Linked DNA regions of Homo sapiens: region 2 is linked to region 1. A link is a loop called in an ENCODE intact Hi-C map of the cell type or tissue named here. Cell type or tissue: adrenal gland. All regions are shown on one strand. Links, peaks and the distances in the headings refer to the core of each region. The heading gives the core; the rest is flanking DNA. Region 1 has its middle 12 kb from the start of CX3CR1. Region 2 holds the start of XIRP1 (xin actin binding repeat containing 1).

The links. A loop is a pair of places that touch in the nucleus more often than their neighbours do. Peaks named below come from ENCODE experiments on the same cell type or tissue, not always from the same donor. Only the 100,000 strongest peaks of a DNase experiment are listed, where the experiment ranks them.
Region 2: a loop joins it to region 1, with 4 times the contacts of the local background. A loop is called at or near these places in 90 of 110 quality-filtered maps.

Annotation. Positions count from the first base shown.
Region 1 is chr3:39,287,980-39,296,874 of GRCh38, reverse strand. It overlaps a transcript of CX3CR1 not described here. Among named protein-coding and RNA genes, the nearest start is that of CX3CR1, 12 kb to the right of the region's middle. RefSeq lists enhancers at 682-731, 1,534-1,693, 1,734-1,873, 1,914-1,983. In adrenal gland, for the core only: CTCF peaks have their summits at 4,636 and 4,841 (motif pointing right); a DNase peak (open chromatin) is centred at 4,834; H3K27ac peaks cover 228 bases.
Region 2 is chr3:39,187,742-39,195,859 of GRCh38, reverse strand. It overlaps XIRP1 (xin actin binding repeat containing 1), which reads left to right and starts at 3,265. Exons shown (of 2, transcript NM_194293.4): 1 at 3,265-3,414; 2 at 6,335-8,118. The coding sequence starts at 6,415. RefSeq lists an enhancer at 3,505-4,494. In adrenal gland, for the core only: CTCF peaks have their summits at 5,671 and 5,870 (motif pointing left); DNase peaks (open chromatin) are centred at 4,784 and 5,899.

The DNA of each region.
Region 1 (8,895 bases), core at 1,843-6,842:
CCAGGCTGGGTCTCAAACTCTTGATGTCAATTGATCCTCCCACCTCAGCCTCCCAAAGCATTGGGATTACAAGTGTGAATTACTGCAGTGGGCCATTCCATGGGCCTTTTGCAGAGAGCCTGCATAACCAGCTACATTTCCTGCTGTAGCTATGGCCAGCTCAGGAATGCACCACTCTGTGTTTGCTTTCCTCTTTCCCTGCCTCACTTCACTTCTTCCTGCACTTTGTTCCTGTTGAATTTCACATTCTGATATGGCATCACCATGCAGGCTTTGCCTCAGCCTCTGTTGCCTAGGGAAGGAACTAAGCAAGCCCTGATGGAAATGGTGCTATTCCTTGAGGCCCAGTTGTAACGCACATTCCTCCAGAGGGGACTTGCCTTTACTTCACCCAGTACTCTGGGGTACTTCCAACCTGGGACCTCTGTGTTTGATTGGCTTTTTGGCCACACAGGAAGTGTGAAATTCAGCCCCAATATGCATGAACACAGGTTTGTGGCTGAGAGTTCTGGAGAGGACTTTTCTTTTTTTCTACTCACTGGAGCCAAAGCCAATGTAGGCATCGTTATATAATTTCCCCTCTGTGTGGAAATGAGACTGGGGTGGGACTCTTACTTCACTTACAAAGGGAGCTCCCCTTTGGGGATACTGGTTTTGTTTGGGCTTCAGATAGAATCTCACCCTTCCTAGCCCAGAACTTGTCTTTGTCTTCCACGTTGCAGGCACATGACCCATGAAGGCCAGGCTCCCGGCCTTAAGGGGCCACAGAGGGCCCAGGGTGAATGTGAGCTCCAGCCTTTCCTTCACCCAGCAGATTTGCATTCTGCCTCTGAGGATTTTCTTCACCTTTTTTCCAGATCAACCATTTATTTAAAAAGGTATTTTTGAGTAATTATCCAGCATCCTAGGTGTTCTATATCAGGAGGGGGTCCTCTAGACATTCTTACACCTCTATTATCTGGAAATTGCTTCTTTTCTCCTTTTTTCCCCTCTCTCCCTCTTTCTTTTCCACAGGCCATAGTCTTCCATCCCTCCCAGGATATGACATTGGTATGTCTCAGAGGCTTCCAGACAGACTCACTGGAATTCAAAGTTCTGCATCCACCCTTAGCCTAGCTCAATACTTCATGCAGTACATCTACAAGAGAATGCCCTGTCTCCTAGAACTGGGTGATCTGGCAAACAGAGGGCATGCACACCAGCGGTGTAGAGCTGGAGAGGTTCTAGGGGAGAACATGGTCACTTCCTCTTATTGTACACAGCAGCAAACTGAGGCACAGCATGTTAGGGCTCAGCACTCCAGCCAGCCAGAACCTGCTTCTGACATACAGCTGTGAGAAGGGTTAAAAGAATGACTAAAAAGCAGTTTTTAAAATAGCTGTCAATTTCTACTCCCAGTCAATCTGTGCACAGCTCTTATTCACCGTGAAGCGAAAACATATACAATGTACTATTCACTCAAAGTGAAACTCCAAATGAAGTCATACATTGAACCCCAGTATCGCCCATTGTTAGGAATCAATGACCCTGAGTAAATGGAGTTTCATGAAGCCTCTGTGTGCCAGCTGTCCATGGGAGGGGGTTTCCAAAGGCCTTTCTGGTTGGTCCTGCAGCCTAGGTGTCACTTGAGTGGGTATGCCTTTGTGGCCTGGTCATTCACAGTGTGGAATCTTCAAAGCCTACCAGTGCGACGTGAGTTTTATGTGCAAAGCTGAATTCAAGGAACCCTTGAGATGGTTCATGCAGTTTTTCCCTCTGAGCCTCCAGTGATAACTCCAGACAGCACAGGGTCAGGTGTTGCCCCCTGTGTCTGGCTGCCTTACCCCTTGCCCAGAACAAGAGTAGGGCCCACAGACATTTCCCAGGACACTGGGGAGCCTGTCATGTGGACTTCCTGGCTTCATCCTTCCCCCAGCCAGGGCCTCTGACCTCTCCACTCCTGTGTCCCTTCCCCCAGGAGGATCTCTGCCCCACTCAGTATCCGGCAGATCCCTTGTTATTCTTGTGCTTTTAGAACTTTTGCTGTTTTTGGCCAACTTGAATCAACATTACTGTCTCCTCGAGCGTTTCTCTGCCAGGCAGGGGACTAGGAAAGCAGGACTGCAGGGCCTGCTCATTGGGTTCTAAGATGTGGGTGAATTCGGAGTGGGGTTGTGCAGGGCTCCCACTGAGAGGAGGGCAGGGGCCCCTTGTGAAGTGGTTAGCTCGTCTTGTCAATAGGTCCTCAGAACATCCCTTTCAGTCTCTTCTCAAAGAAGCCCTTTCAAACCAGGCCCTTGCTCTTCTGTGATCGAAGTGCTTGACTTTTTCTGCTGTTGCTCACATCCGGCCTGTCAAGGTTGTTTTCTGCCAGCCTGGTCGTCCATGCACCCCATACTATTCTCATGGACTCATACCCGTGAGGAATTGGGAGGTAAGGGCAAGCACCTCAGCACGCTGTGTGGGACCCCTAGGGTTGCACCTGGGAGGAGCAAGGCCACACGGACCTGCTGTCAGCTCCTATGCTCCCATCTGGCTGGAACCAACCCCAAGCTTGGGGTTCAGTGCCCCCGGCCCATGCACTCAGCATCTACACCCATCACCCACCTGGCCTCCTGGTCTTCTGACCCTGGGATCTCCCAAAGAACAGAGCAGAGCCAAGGCTGGCCAGGATGAGCGCAGTCTCTCTGAGATGGGACCTGAAAACAGGGGCACCCTTGGCAAGGAAGGAGGCACACAGAGTGGGAAGCAGCCAGGCCTGGCTTCGAGTCCTGCCTGGGCACTCCCCCACAAGGAGACTGTGGGCAAGTGACTTCCCTTCCCAAGCCGCTGGGCTGCTCCACAGCAGAAATGTGGCAGTGGCGCACCCCTGAAGGTTGCCGTGGGGAGTGAGGATAAGGCATGCAGAGTGCCCGGCTCAGACTGGATGACGACGACGGCCAGTGGCAACTTCTCTCCTAATTGTGCAAGCAAGCAGTCATGGACAAATCCTTGTGAGAGTGACTGTGTGTACACCAGGACACAGCTGCACAAACACCATCCCTACCCTCATAATGCTCCAGTTTAGTGGGGGAGACAGACATTAAACACATCCACACATAAGAGGATGGTGATGAAGTGTCATCAATTTCACAAAGAAGAAATAATGGACTGAGATAATTGACAGAGTGGGGGACCTAATATAGCTTAGGGGGTCACAGGAGGTCTCTATAGAACAGACTTGCTGCCTAAGGAGCTACCTAAGTAGTGAGGATGGAGGGGAAGGGGTCAAGGCTGGAGAAAGCTTAGGGCGTTTGAGAACTGAAATGAGTTCATAGTGGCTACACGTACCCGGCCCATGTAGGTAATTTAAAATTTCCTGGTGTGATTGAAAAAGCAAAGGGAAATAGGTAAAGTTAATTTTAATAAGATATTAAATGTAAGGCATCTAATGTAAGGCATATTATATAGTTTCATCATGTCATTAACATAAAAATTATTAATGAGATAGTTTACATTTCTTTTTAAATACTGAGTCTTTAAGAATCTGGCAAATATTTTACATTTATATCACATTTCAACTGAGACTAGCCATATCTCAAGGGCTCAATAGCCACATGTGGCCAGTGACCATCGTATTGGACAGCACAGCTCCGGACATCATAATATTGCAACCACTACTCCCAGGAAAGACTGGTTCACTGGCACAGGCTTCAGACACCTGCCAGAAGTGCTTTAGAACAATATTCCAGGAAGCAGCTAGCACACACAGCAGCTTTACGTGAATTACAGCCAGGTTAGGTCATAGGCTTGGCCTAGAGCTTGACCTAGACCTTAGTTCACTCTCATAGTACAGCAAGTGCATACCCCCTCTCGGGGGCCCTGAGTATGCCCTCATTAGTCTTTCCAACATTTTTACCCCAAAGAACTGACTGTAACTGGTCTTTTGTTTTGTTTTGTTTCTAGCTATATCATTACCTCCAGATATTGAAAGAGGACATCTGAACCTGTGTGATGTTGTAGAAAGAAGATTGTCTAGGGTGTCAAAGCAGACAGATGCCAGTTTGTGCTCATCCTTTACCAGACTGGTGCCTACAGTGAGTCACACTTGTTAAGTACAGTGTGGTAAGTAAGAATTCAGGTTCCAGAGTCAGACTGCAGCTCCAGTTCCTGAACTGTGTAATTTGGGAGAGACACTCAGCTTTTCTGAGCCTCCTTATCCTCATCCGTAAAATGAGGACAATTACTAGCATTGCTGGAGGATTAAACAAAATAATAAATAGAAGGCACTTACTTAGCACAGGTCCTGGCACATGGTAAACATTTAATAAACAGTGTCTATTACTATGTTTTAACTGTTATTATCTCTGTGCCTCTGTTTTCTTGGTTTTCAAGTGGAGACAATCATCCCTAAAAAACCCTGCTTTGCAGGATTCTGTGTGGCTTATGAGAGATGAGGAGTATGAAAACACCTTGTAAAACCAGGAGGCCCTTTACAAAGTCAGAAGCAGCTCCTCGGTGCTACAGTCTAGTTGAGGGTCTGACTTTAGGAAGTCACAAGGAACTTAGAAATGGGAAGGGGCTTCCACCTGACAACAGCAGCTCTGCCACTGGACCGGGTCTTCCAGCCTAGCTCCACCACTCTTCTCATGGGTAAACTCTGCCTTCATCTCTGTTTTCTCATCTCTCACACAGGCTGAGAACACCCAGCTCTCAGGCTGCCGGGCTGAGGGTCAAATGAGTCCCTGACCATCACGTGCACAGGGCCTGACCCAAGGCAGGTGCTCAATCCCTGGCACTTGCTCTTGTTGCCTTAGAGGGGACCTTGCTGCCCACACCCGTCTCAGCCCAGACCTGGAGCAGCACTTCATGTGATTACCACAAGGGGGCGCCCCTAAGCTTTCCATTCACTGGAACCATTTCATTGAACCTGTCATTCAGCCCTTCCTTCCACATCCCTACTGCTATCCTAGAGCCAGGAGAAAGCCCTTTAGAAAGGAGCTCTGCAGACCCCGAAGGCATCTGCTGTAGGTTCAGTGACTCTTAGAGAAACAGCCCTGCTTTCCAAGGCCAAACACTGCATGTAGGTAAATTTGTGACCTGTGGTGGCCCTCCCACCAACCTATCAGCTGAGTGTCTTCAAGTTACTTCTCTAACTTTCTTGGGCCTCAGTTTCCTCACCTGAAAGGAAGAGTTGGAAATAATCACTCTTGGTGCCTGTGGGAGTGCTTTGTAAACCATGGAGTGAGCTGCACATGTGTTTCATAACTGTCCTTTTCATTGTTCCTATAAACCAAAAAGTATCTGAGACAGGTCTCAATAAATTTAGAGACTTAGTTTGCCAAGGTTAAGGATGTGCCTCCCAAAAAAGGAACACAAAATCCCAAGAACAACCTGTGATCTGTGCTTTTTTCCAAAGAGGATTTTGAGTGCTTCAATATTTGAAGAGGACAAGTAGGCGGGAGGGGAAAGAGGGAGCGTATGGTCACATGTATGGTCACATGACTGAATCTACATGTTGCACGTGAAAAAAGGCAGAATACCAAAATAGTCAATTATGGGCTGGGCGCAGTGGCTTACACCTGTAATCCCAGCACTTTGGGAGACGGAGGCTGGTGGATCACTTGAGGTCAGGAGTTCCAGACCAGCCTGGCCAACACGGTGAAACCCCATCTCTACTAAAAATACAAAAACTAGGTGGACATAGTGGCAGGCCCTTGTAATCCCAGCTACTTGGGAGGCTGAGGCAGGAGAATTGCTTGAACCCGGGAGGTGGAGGTTCCAGTGAGCTGAGATTGCGCTATTGCACTCCAGCCTGGGCAACAAGAGTGAAATTCTGTCTCAAAAAAAAAAAGAAAAGAAAAGTCAATTATTTATTCATCTGGTGTTCAGCAAATGTTTACGTAAGATAAAGTAAGCATAGGGCAGCTACCTGTGGAGACACCTGGCCTTCTATCTGACTGTTATTTTTTTGTTGTTGTTTATTTATTTGTTTGAGTCAGAGTCTCGCAGTGTCCCCCCAGGCTGGAGTGCAATGGCGCGATCTCAGCTCACTGCAACCTCCGCCTCCCAGGTTCAAGCAATTCTCCTGCCTCAGCCTTCTGAGTAGCTGGGATTACAGGCGCCCACCACCATGCCTGGCAAATTTTTTGTATTTTTACTAGAGACGAGGTTTCACTATGTTGGCCAGGCTGGTCTCAAACTCCTGACCTCGTCATCTGCCCACCTCGGCCTCCCAAAGTGCTGGGATTACAGGTGTGAACCACTGCGCCCGGCCCTATCTGACCTTTTATCTGTAGCTATATTCTTAGGAACAAAAGGAAGGCAGTTTATTCTGTGACTCAGCTTCCAGCTTAATCTCTCCCTTTGGCATAGTGAATGAAGGTCCCGAGATTTTATTTTCCTTTTACATTCACATTTAGCAGATTGTACCACTTGGGATTCCCTAATATGAAAAAAGAAAGTGAAAACTTGCCTGTCAGCTGCCAGACTGTGATGTTCCCACACACTGTGACCATGTTTGGAAAAGGCTCAAAGAAGACCACTCCACAACCACAAAACTAAACATCCCCACCTCTGATCGGCATGAGGGATTGCTGCTTCTTTAGCAATGATGACTCTAGCCCACTTCAATCCCCCCAGATAAAATCCACTAAGACACTCAGTCACTGAACTGCCCCTGTTTTTTGACAGTGCCTGATCTAGAACTGCCCCTGCTTCCTGAATCCTCCCTTAGACGTGTCCAGCACAAGCCCCAGCTCCCCATTAAGGACATGCTCCCTGGTTCCTTTGACATGTGTCTTCCCTTGCCGCAGTAAGCTAAACAAACCTAACTTTTAAACTCTAGATGTTCCTCATGGTCTTCAGCCCACAAACTATGAGAAATAATTTCACCCTGATTAATTGACATTAACTTTGGGGGTCAGTCTCCTTGGGCTTTCATAACAAAATACCACAGACTGGGTGGCTTAAACAATAGAAATTTATTTCTCACAGTTCTGGAAGCTGGAAGTCTAAGATCAAGGTGTCAGCAGGCTTGATTTCTCCTGAGGCCTCACTCCTTGGCTTGCAGATGCCGCCTCCTTTCTCTGTGCACATACATCCCTGGTGTCTCTCTCTTCTGATAAGGACACCAGTCCTGTTGGATTAGGGTCCCACTCTTATAACCTCACTTAACCTTAATGACCTCCTTAGAGGCCTCATCCCCAAATATAGTCATATTGTGGGTTAGGGCTTCAAAATATGAATGGGAGTTGGGGGAAACATAATTCAGTCCATATACTTGGATTTTAATTTTTTTCTAAGAATAGTTAAAAGGCCATTCAGGAGAGGAGAGGGACAAGATTGCCCACCAGTTTCAAGTAGAAAAGGGAGTTGTCACTCAGAAATTTTTGCCAAGCAAGTGGAGTAAGAGGGAACCAGGACCAGAAACAGTGCAATGAGTTCTGAAGGGACAGCTGCGCTTCAGCAAAGCTCCAGAGAGCCCAGAAGGAGGCTACTCTGAGAGGCTCCACTAATGAGTGAGGCTCTTCTACCCTCTTGACCCTTTGTACAACTTGGTCCCTCTCCTGGCACATCCTGCCCAGGTGAATGCATCCACCAAGACTCTTAGGAAGAGATTGCTCCTTCTTTGTATCCCCGGAACACAGATTTCTATTACCCTCATTACCCTACTCAGAGCACCATATGAAGTGCTTTACACATGTCACCATTAATCCTCATGCCGACTTTGCCATATAAGTTTACCCTGATTTTTTTTTTTTTTAGATGGAGTCTCACTCATTGCCCAGGCTGGAGTGCAGTGGTGCGATCTCAGCTCACTGCAACCTCCACCTCCCGGGTTCAAGTGATTCTCCTGCCTCAGCCTCCTGAGTAGCTGGGATTACAGATGCACGCCACCATGCCTGGCTAATTTTTGTACTTTTAGTAGAGATGTGTTGGTCAGGCTGGTCTCGAACTCCTGACCTCAGGTGATCCGCCCGCCTCGACCTCCCAAAGTGCTGGGATTACAGGCATGAGCCACTGTGCCCGGCCTGCCCTGATTTTAACAATAAGGAAATTCAGGCTTAGAGAAATATCTCGCCCTAAGCCACACAGCTTGAGAGTAGCAGGGTCAGGATTTGAACCAGGAGAGTGGGATTCCAGGTAATTGTGGGCCGGCTGGCTCATCACAAAACTGTAACCCAAAGGCTTGCCAGATTTGCCTGCACACACCACTTCCTCTGGGGAAATGCAGCTACCACAGATGACTGTCAGCAAAGCCAAGTGTTTTGAGTAAAACCAATGAACCAGAGGGGAGCTCTGAAGCCAAAGGGCTGCCCACCAGGTGGGGCCATCTCTGCTGATTGGCTGCTCCGCCTGCTGCTCCTGGACCTGGGGGTTGCTGGTGAGAGCCAGAGACACCAGGAGGGGGAGACAGAGCTCAGGGGATAGAGGCAAGGCAGCTCACTCCTGTATCTGATGACTGTAGATTACCTTAAGTTTCCTGAGCTACCTGGAAGAGTGGAAGCCAAAGCGAGACCATTAAGGGAAAGGGTAGAGACCCTGCCCTATTCATCTTTGTATCCTTAACAAACAGCCCTGAGCAGAAGGTAGGCAGGCAACATGTGCTTTCTAAATACCTGGCAAGTGAGTGAGCAAGGGTCAGGTTGGAGATGCATTGCTTGTGTACAAAAGTGTGACACATAATAGCGGCAATTACCAATAACTATTAAGCAGTATATGGGGCAAGTGATGGTTCATTTGGGAATAAAGAGGCACTTTTGTTTTAGTCTGCAATGAGCCTTTTAGGACTTCTGCCTCAACATACTGAGGTTTAAAAATAATTCAACCCAAGCTAGGTTCCCAGAGAATGACAGACACATTTTCACATATGAATCACAGATGGATTTCACTTATTTAAAACACACACACACACACACACACACATTAAATCAT
Region 2 (8,118 bases), core at 3,119-8,118, 100 kb after region 1:
TGTAAATGCCTATATTAAAGAAAAATAAAACTTAAGTGCAACTAATGAGAAGCAGCCAGCACAAATAATTATATAACCAGGGACTTTCCAATGGGATAGATCAAATAAGGCAACTGTATAACTGTAACCAATCAAATATTATATTTGCTTTACTTCTGTATCTGTCTTATAAAAACCTCCCGCTTGTGCTCCCTCAGTAGAGTTCCCAAGCCACTTCTGGTTTGGGACTGCCTGATTCAAAAATTGTTGTTTGCACAAATAAACTCTTAAAAAATTTATTGTGCCTCAGTTTACCTTCTTAATACCACTAAAGATACTCCAGTAAATAATGCCTAGTTTACTATCTTGACAGCCTCATAATTAATACCATGATGATGTGATATCATTAGATCATTACACATAGAGTGACTAGCTTGTCCTGGTTTTGTTAGAACTTTTCCAGTTTTAAAACTGAACATCCCTTGTCTTGCAAAACTCCTCAGAGACAGACAACAAAAAGTTGGTCACCCTCATTACACAGGATTTGGACCATAAAGTCTACTTGCTAGGTTAAAAATTTAGCTCTGAGTTTCCTAGCAGCCAAGTCAAAGAGAAACACCATATGTCATAAAAATTGTTTATTCTATTGACAATTCTCCTTCCAGAAAAATTTATTTTCTTATTTATTTTAACATCTATAACAGCACTATCCGTAGAACTTTCTGAAATAATGCAAACATTCTGCACTATTCAATATAATAGTTTCAGGCTGGGTGCGGTGGCTCATGCCTGTAATCCCAGCACTTTGGGAGGCGGAGGCAGGTGGATCACCTGAGGTCAGGAGTTTGAGACCAGCCTGGGCAACATGGTGAAACCCCATCTCTACTAAAAATACAAAAATTAGCTGGGCACGGTGGCACACACCTGTAATCCCAGCTACTCGGGTGGCTAAGGCAGTAGAATCGCTTGAACCCGGGAGGTGGAGGTTGCAGTGAGCCGAGATCGCGCCACTGCACTCCAGCCTGGGCGACAGAGCGAAACTCCGTCTCAAAAACAAACAAGCAAACAAAATCAATATAATAGTTGCTAGCCACTTGTCTCTATGGAGCACTTCAAATATGGCTAGTGTAGTGAAATAACTGAGTTTTTATTTTATTTCATTTTAATGTACTTAAATTTAAATAGCCTCATTTGGCTAGTGGCAACTCTATTGGACAGCACAGCTGTACTAGATACAAAGAAACCAAGTGCTCAGGAAGAGCCTCTTTCCTAATATTGAGGCCTGAGGAATTTCTCCCATGAGTTATCACAGGAGGTGAGTACAAAAGTGAGTTCCACCTAGGGGCTTTTCTCTTTTTATATTATATACAGTATAATAGCTGGCTCTTCTAAAGCATAGGCTATGTGCTAAGTACTCTCAGGCACTTTTTTTTTTTTTTGAGACAGAGTCTTGCTCTATCGCCCAGGCTGGAGTGCAGGGGTGCGATCCCAGCTCACTGCATCTTCTGCCTCCCAGATTCAATTTTCCTGCCTCAGCCTCCCAAGTAGTTGGGATTACAGGTGTGTGCCACCACACCCAGCTAATTTTTTATATTTTTAGTAGAGACAAGGTTTCACCATGTTGGTCAGGCTGGTCTCGAACTCCTGACCTCAAGTGATCCACCAGCCTCAGCCTGCCGAAATGTGCTGAGATTACAGGCGTGAGCCACCGTGCCTGGCTGGAGGCACTCTTTTCATATAATAATTCCTTCAATTCTCAAAACTATCCTAGAAAGTAAGAAATTTCAGTACCCACAGGGAGAAAGCTCCTCCCAGGAGAAATCCTGAGAAACCTAAGGCTGCCCTTTCCCTGAAACACTGGTACATCGGTCTCCCTGCCCTTCCTAGAGAGAGCCAGGAGCCTGGGGGACAGGCAGAGGGCTAGAAAAGAGCAGGGGAAGAGACAAGAGGGAGGGAGACCAGGAAGAGGGGGTTCCCAGATGTCCTTACCCCCATCCCAGCTGACGCTGCAGGACTGACATTGACTACATGGAAAAAGTGAGCAATGTCTGGCATCACCCCCTGGTACCAGAGGGCATTTGGGGAGTCAGAAGGAAGACCTCATGTGCCAGGCCACAGAATGCACCTGCATACCCACAGGCATGGAGCCTGGGCCAGGCCCACCTAGGACAAAACACCTCTTTCGAGTTTTTTGCAGATGGTCCCCTGACATCCTTCACCACACTGGTCTGACTGCCAGGATCTCTTGGGCCTCCTGGGCCCCTCACGCCCTGGTAAGCAAAGGAGGAGGCAGGTGTGACCCCCCCACCCCCGCCGCCACTCCATCTGTGACTGGGAAGCTGATGACTCCAGGGTCAGAAATAACCCCACGGTCAGCTCCCTGCATGCCGCCCTTCCCCTCCCCTCCATTCCCAGAAAGCCTGGGCCCTGAGTCAGAGGGAAGAGTCGAGAAGAAAGGACTCAGATAATCTGGAATGAAAACCATAGAGTCCTGCTGTGGAATTCATTCATTGGGAGGCCGAGGCAGGTGGATTACCTGAGGTCAGGAGTTCGAGACCAGCCTGGCCAACATGGTGAAACCCCATCTCTACTAAAAATACAAAAATTAACTGGGTGTAGTGGTGCAAAGGAGGAGCTGGGCCTGGCCAATCTCGGCCCAGTGAAGAGCTGGGCCTGGTCATTCAGATGTCTTCCCCCCAAATCCAGCTTCATCGGGGCTGTGTTGACCTGTGCTGTGGGGCACAGGGTGGAATGGATAAGAAAGAAGGAACTCTTTAGTGCAGAAGGGAATGGGGAAGAAAGAGAGCTGAGCATCACACTCAGAGGTATCCAGGCTCAGAACAGAGGAGGAGGTGCCCAGCCTGCCCTCAGGAGACCTCCAGTCTCCTGGCACGGTGGGTGGAGACACGTCAGGAAGAGTCAGAGGCAGGGCCAGAGTAGAATGATGGGGGCTCACAAGACGGGAGCAAGCTGTCCAAGGTGTCAGATGCCTCTTCTTAGTCACTCTCTCAAAATAGTCTGGGACACCCCCAACCTCACAACCCAGCTGAGTCACTGACCCCAATCCCCAGATCAGACTTTGGATGAATGAAGCTTCTCCCCCTCTGTTTCCCCTCCCCAGCCCAAAGGACATGTAACTGATTCCCCAGGATGGAAGAGTGACTTCCACAAGACCTAAAAATAACCGAACCACTTAATACTCGGAACATAGCCTCTCCCACCCGCCCCCACCACGGCCCACCCACTAGCCAGCAAGATAAAGGCAGCTGCTGGGGCTGGCAGGGGACAGAGACCTGGAGCCAGGGCAGCAAGAAGGTGTCTGTTGGAGCCAGCAGAACAGAACCAATTTGAACAAGAACCTCCAGAGGAACGACGAACCCTGAGACCACAGCTGCTACAGACCACAAACACCCCATCAGCCAAGAGAGACCCTTGGTGAGTAACCTACCTCTCCATCCTTCCACAGCAAGGCTGGCTTTCACAGCTGGGATCCCCTCTCCTTCTGAAATGGACGTATTAGGAATGGCTCTGAGTAGGGGAAGGAGATTGAGGGGCATGCATGGGAGGAGGTGAGTGGAAGTCTCAGACATAAAGAACCCACAAAGGAGGTAAAGACAGTGTGAGCCCCATGGGAGCTCTCAGAGTGGCTGCCACAGGCCTGAAGCTAGCAGAAAGGATAGGCTCCTGCCAGGCTGGCATGATCCAGAAAGGCCTGGAGTTGTGATTTTTAAAATACAGGTATGGAGTGCCTCAGGCTTCAGGGCTTCCTCCCAGGGAAGCTTCAGGCAGGCCCAGGATCTGGAGGAAGGAGGAACAGGAGAGAGGTGGGGGCAGGGGGCTGTAAGTAGGCCTGAGTGTGCATTGCTAGAACAAGCCCCATGCCTAGTTGTTGTGGATGACACTCTTGGCATATCTGGCCCAGGGATAGCTCCCAGGGGCTGGCCGGAGCCCAGCTCCCTACATATCATAGCCTAAAACCTGGGGTGGAATTCGGACTCTGCCCATGTCCATAGTCTTGCCCAGTGGGAAAGCCCCCAGGGCAGATTTGGGGGGCTCACGGGAGGGAGACCAGATCTGAATTTGCCCAGATGTAAAGACATATGGAGCCAGCTGGGCCAAGGAGGAGGTGACCCGAGGACAGCAGGGGGACCATCCTGAGAGGCTGGCCCAGCCCTAGGAGACCAAGCTCTAGGACAGTTCTTGGGGCTCACCCCACGTAAGTCTGGTCCCAGTTATGAATTCTGTCCTGACTCTACACTTGTCCCAGCAGTCTCAAGCCAGGCAAAGATGGTGGTGGGAAGGCCAGGAGTCAGGAGACATGCTTCAGGCTTTGCTACTGCCTTGCTGAGCCTCCTTGGACAGCTCCTTTCCCCTCTTTGGGCCTCTGTTTCCCTATTTGAACAATAAGGGGTTTAGATTGAGTGACCTCTGAGGGTCCTTAGGCCTGACATCCCTGGACTCCATGATAATAACTGTCTGTGGCCTTAGCAGAGATTCTGGAAATTCCTGGGGGCGGGGGTGGGGTGAAGCTGATGGTGTGCACACACCATCTGCTCAGGCCACCCTGGTGGTGACAGGATGGAGTAGAGGTGGAGACAGGCTCAGGTTTGCCTTGGGCAGGGGATCCTCATTGGAGCTCAGAAATGAAAGAAAACCACCCAGAGCTTTGATGAGACTCAGGCTGCAGGTTTCAGAGCTCACATTCCCCAAAGGTTCTGATGTCTTTGGTGGACATGCCAGGGTGGGCATGGGGTCAGCAGGTCTCAGTTTCCTCTCTCCTCCTTCTGAGGTAGCCATAGGGAGGAAGTCCTGCCCCACTTACTTCCAGTACCTCCCCCCAGTGCAGACTCCTTTGGCCAGGGAAGGTGTCCAGGTTCTAGCACCTGGCTGGCCTGCAGCCCAGGGGCCTGACACCAGCCCAGGAGGCAGGATAGGGGAGCCCAGGCTAATGAAGGAGATGAGGTGAGCCAAGGGTACTGAGGGTCCCCACTGGCTGGGCCTCAGCCTCCCTCTGAGCCCAGGGCTGCTGTTCTGAGGCCAGGACCTCAGCTATATTTAGCACCCTGTGTGGTGCAGAGCAGTGGGTCAGGGGCAGCAGGAGGGGGCACGTGCTTCCCATTCTTTCCCTACTGGCCTCTGGGGACTGTTAGTACACCTGTCACAAGAGAGATAAGACATACATGGACAGAGACCAGAGAAGGGCTTGAGGGGTGGTAGGTCATTGAGGGGCGGGGGTGTAGCCGGGGAGAGGCTGAGCTGGGGTGGCCATGAGGCCTGCAGGGGTAGGGCTTAGCCTGAAGCCCCCCTGAGTCCGAGCCCCTGAAGCTGTGCTTGCTTGCTTAGAGAGCGGTATCCAGGAGCAAGAGGCAGGGCTGTCTCTGCAGAAAGGACCCTGATCCCATGGTCCTCTCCCTGGTTGTTGTCACCCTCATATCCTCCCAGGGGTGCCTGCTGGGGAATAGACGGGTTCTATGGCCAATAAGAAAGCTTTACACCTGCTACCCTCTTATTTCTTGGGGCCATGCCCTAAATGGAGTCTAGGGACCCCAAGCCAGCACGGCCTTCCATTTATTCACCAAGATCTGACTCTGGGCCTAAGTTCCCTCATCTTTATTTATAAATGATTGTGCTAAAAGACCTTTGAGATCCCCCTAGCTCAGACATTCTCAGTCTTCGAGTATAATGCAGAAAACCCTGACCAGATATTCAGAATTTGGATCTGGCCTAAGCACGAGATATCTGATGAGCAGCTTCCCAGCCCTGATTCTCAACTGCTTCCGCTCTAGCATGGGCTGTTGGCCTCTGCTTGCCTCCTTGGGCCTGGGAAAGGTTGGAGTGCGTTGACAGCCAAGAGGTAAAAGTTAGGCAGCGTTCCAGGTCAACATGGCAAGTCTGCCCTCTGGTGTTCTGCAAAGGAATCTCGTCTCCATAGGAAATCAGTCACCAGTTTAGAGACCTGCCTCTCCAAGGCTGGGACTCCAAAAGTCAGGATTCCCCCAGGCCACTCCCCTGGCAGTCTTCCAGGGAAACACTGATTTTTAACAAAGGAAGGTGAGGATGGGGCATGTCCAGTTTGCCCACTGGAGGTTTATGCGTCCCTTATGGAGCTAAAGGAAAGTGTCTCATGTCCAGTGGTACCATGGTCACTCCCTAGCAACGCATGAGATGTAGGGAAAGCAGGAACCCACTATGATTAATGGGTCCATGTCCTAAGTTCAAGACCTGTTGCCCACGAACCATGCAGGCAGCGAAGTGAAGCCCAGGCCAGGCACATAGAGAGAGGGAAGGAGTCTCTAAGCGTAAGTCACCCAGAGCTACTCTGACTCTGAGCCCTGTTTACTACCATTTCTCCCAGCATCCAGCCTCTACCCTGCTGAACATCTAGATCTAAGGCTCCCAATCCCATCCTCATCTCTGCCCCTTCTTCTCAGAAGGATGGCCGACACCCAGACACAGGTGGCCCCCACACCAACCATGAGGATGGCAACTGCAGAGGACCTGCCCCTCCCTCCACCCCCAGCCCTGGAGGACCTGCCACTGCCGCCACCCAAGGAATCCTTCTCCAAGTTCCATCAGCAGCGGCAAGCTAGTGAGCTCCGCCGCCTCTACAGGCACATCCACCCTGAGCTCCGCAAGAATCTGGCTGAGGCTGTGGCCGAGGATCTGGCTGAGGTCCTGGGCTCTGAGGAACCCACCGAGGGTGACGTTCAGTGCATGCGCTGGATCTTTGAGAACTGGAGACTGGATGCCATTGGAGAACACGAGAGGCCAGCTGCCAAGGAGCCCGTGCTGTGTGGTGACGTCCAGGCCACCTCCCGCAAGTTTGAGGAAGGCTCCTTTGCCAACAGCACAGACCAGGAGCCAACCAGGCCCCAGCCAGGTGGAGGAGACGTTCGTGCAGCCCGCTGGCTATTTGAGACAAAGCCACTGGACGAGCTGACAGGGCAAGCCAAGGAACTGGAGGCCACTGTGAGGGAGCCTGCAGCCAGCGGAGATGTGCAGGGTACCAGGATGCTCTTTGAGACGCGGCCGCTGGACCGCCTGGGCTCCCGCCCCTCCCTGCAGGAGCAGAGCCCCTTGGAACTGCGCTCAGAGATCCAGGAGCTGAAGGGTGATGTGAAAAAGACAGTGAAGCTCTTCCAAACGGAGCCCCTGTGTGCCATCCAGGATGCAGAGGGCGCCATCCATGAGGTCAAGGCCGCATGCCGGGAGGAGATCCAAAGCAACGCGGTGAGGTCTGCCCGCTGGCTCTTTGAGACCCGGCCTCTGGACGCCATCAACCAGGACCCCAGCCAGGTGCGGGTGATCCGGGGGATTTCCCTGGAGGAGGGGGCCCGGCCCGACGTCAGTGCAACTCGCTGGATCTTTGAGACACAGCCCCTGGATGCCATCCGGGAGATCTTGGTAGATGAGAAGGACTTCCAGCCATCCCCAGACCTTATCCCACCTGGTCCAGATGTTCAGCAGCAGCAGCATCTGTTTGAGACCCGAGCGCTGGACACTCTGAAGGGGGACGAAGAGGCTGGAGCAGAGGCCCCACCCAAGGAGGAAGTGGTCCCTGGTGATGTCCGCTCCACCCTGTGGCTATTTGAAACAAAGCCCCTGGATGCTTTCAGAGACAAGGTCCAAGTGGGTCACCTACAGCGAGTGGATCCCCAGGACGGTGAGGGGCATCTATCCAGTGACAGCTCCTCAGCACTGCCCTTCTCTCAGAGTGCCCCCCAGAGGGATGAGCTAAAGGGGGATGTGAAGACTTTTAAGAACCTTTTTGAGACCCTTCCCTTGGACAGCATTGGACAGGGTGAGGTTCTGGCCCATGGGAGTCCAAGCAGAGAAGAAGGAACTGATTCTGCTGGGCAGGCCCAGGGCATAGGGTCCCCAGTGTATGCCATGCAGGACAGCAAGGGCCGCCTCCATGCCCTGACCTCTGTTAGCAGAGAGCAGATAGTCGGAGGTGATGTGCAGGGCTACAGGTGGATGTTTGAGACACAGCCCCTAGACCAGCTCGGCCGAAGCCCCAGTACCATCGACGTGGTGCGGGGCATCACCCGGCAGGAAGTGGTGGCTGGGGACGTTGGCACAGCTCGGTGGCTTTTTGAGACCCAGCCCCTGGAGATGATCCACCAACGGGAGCAGCAG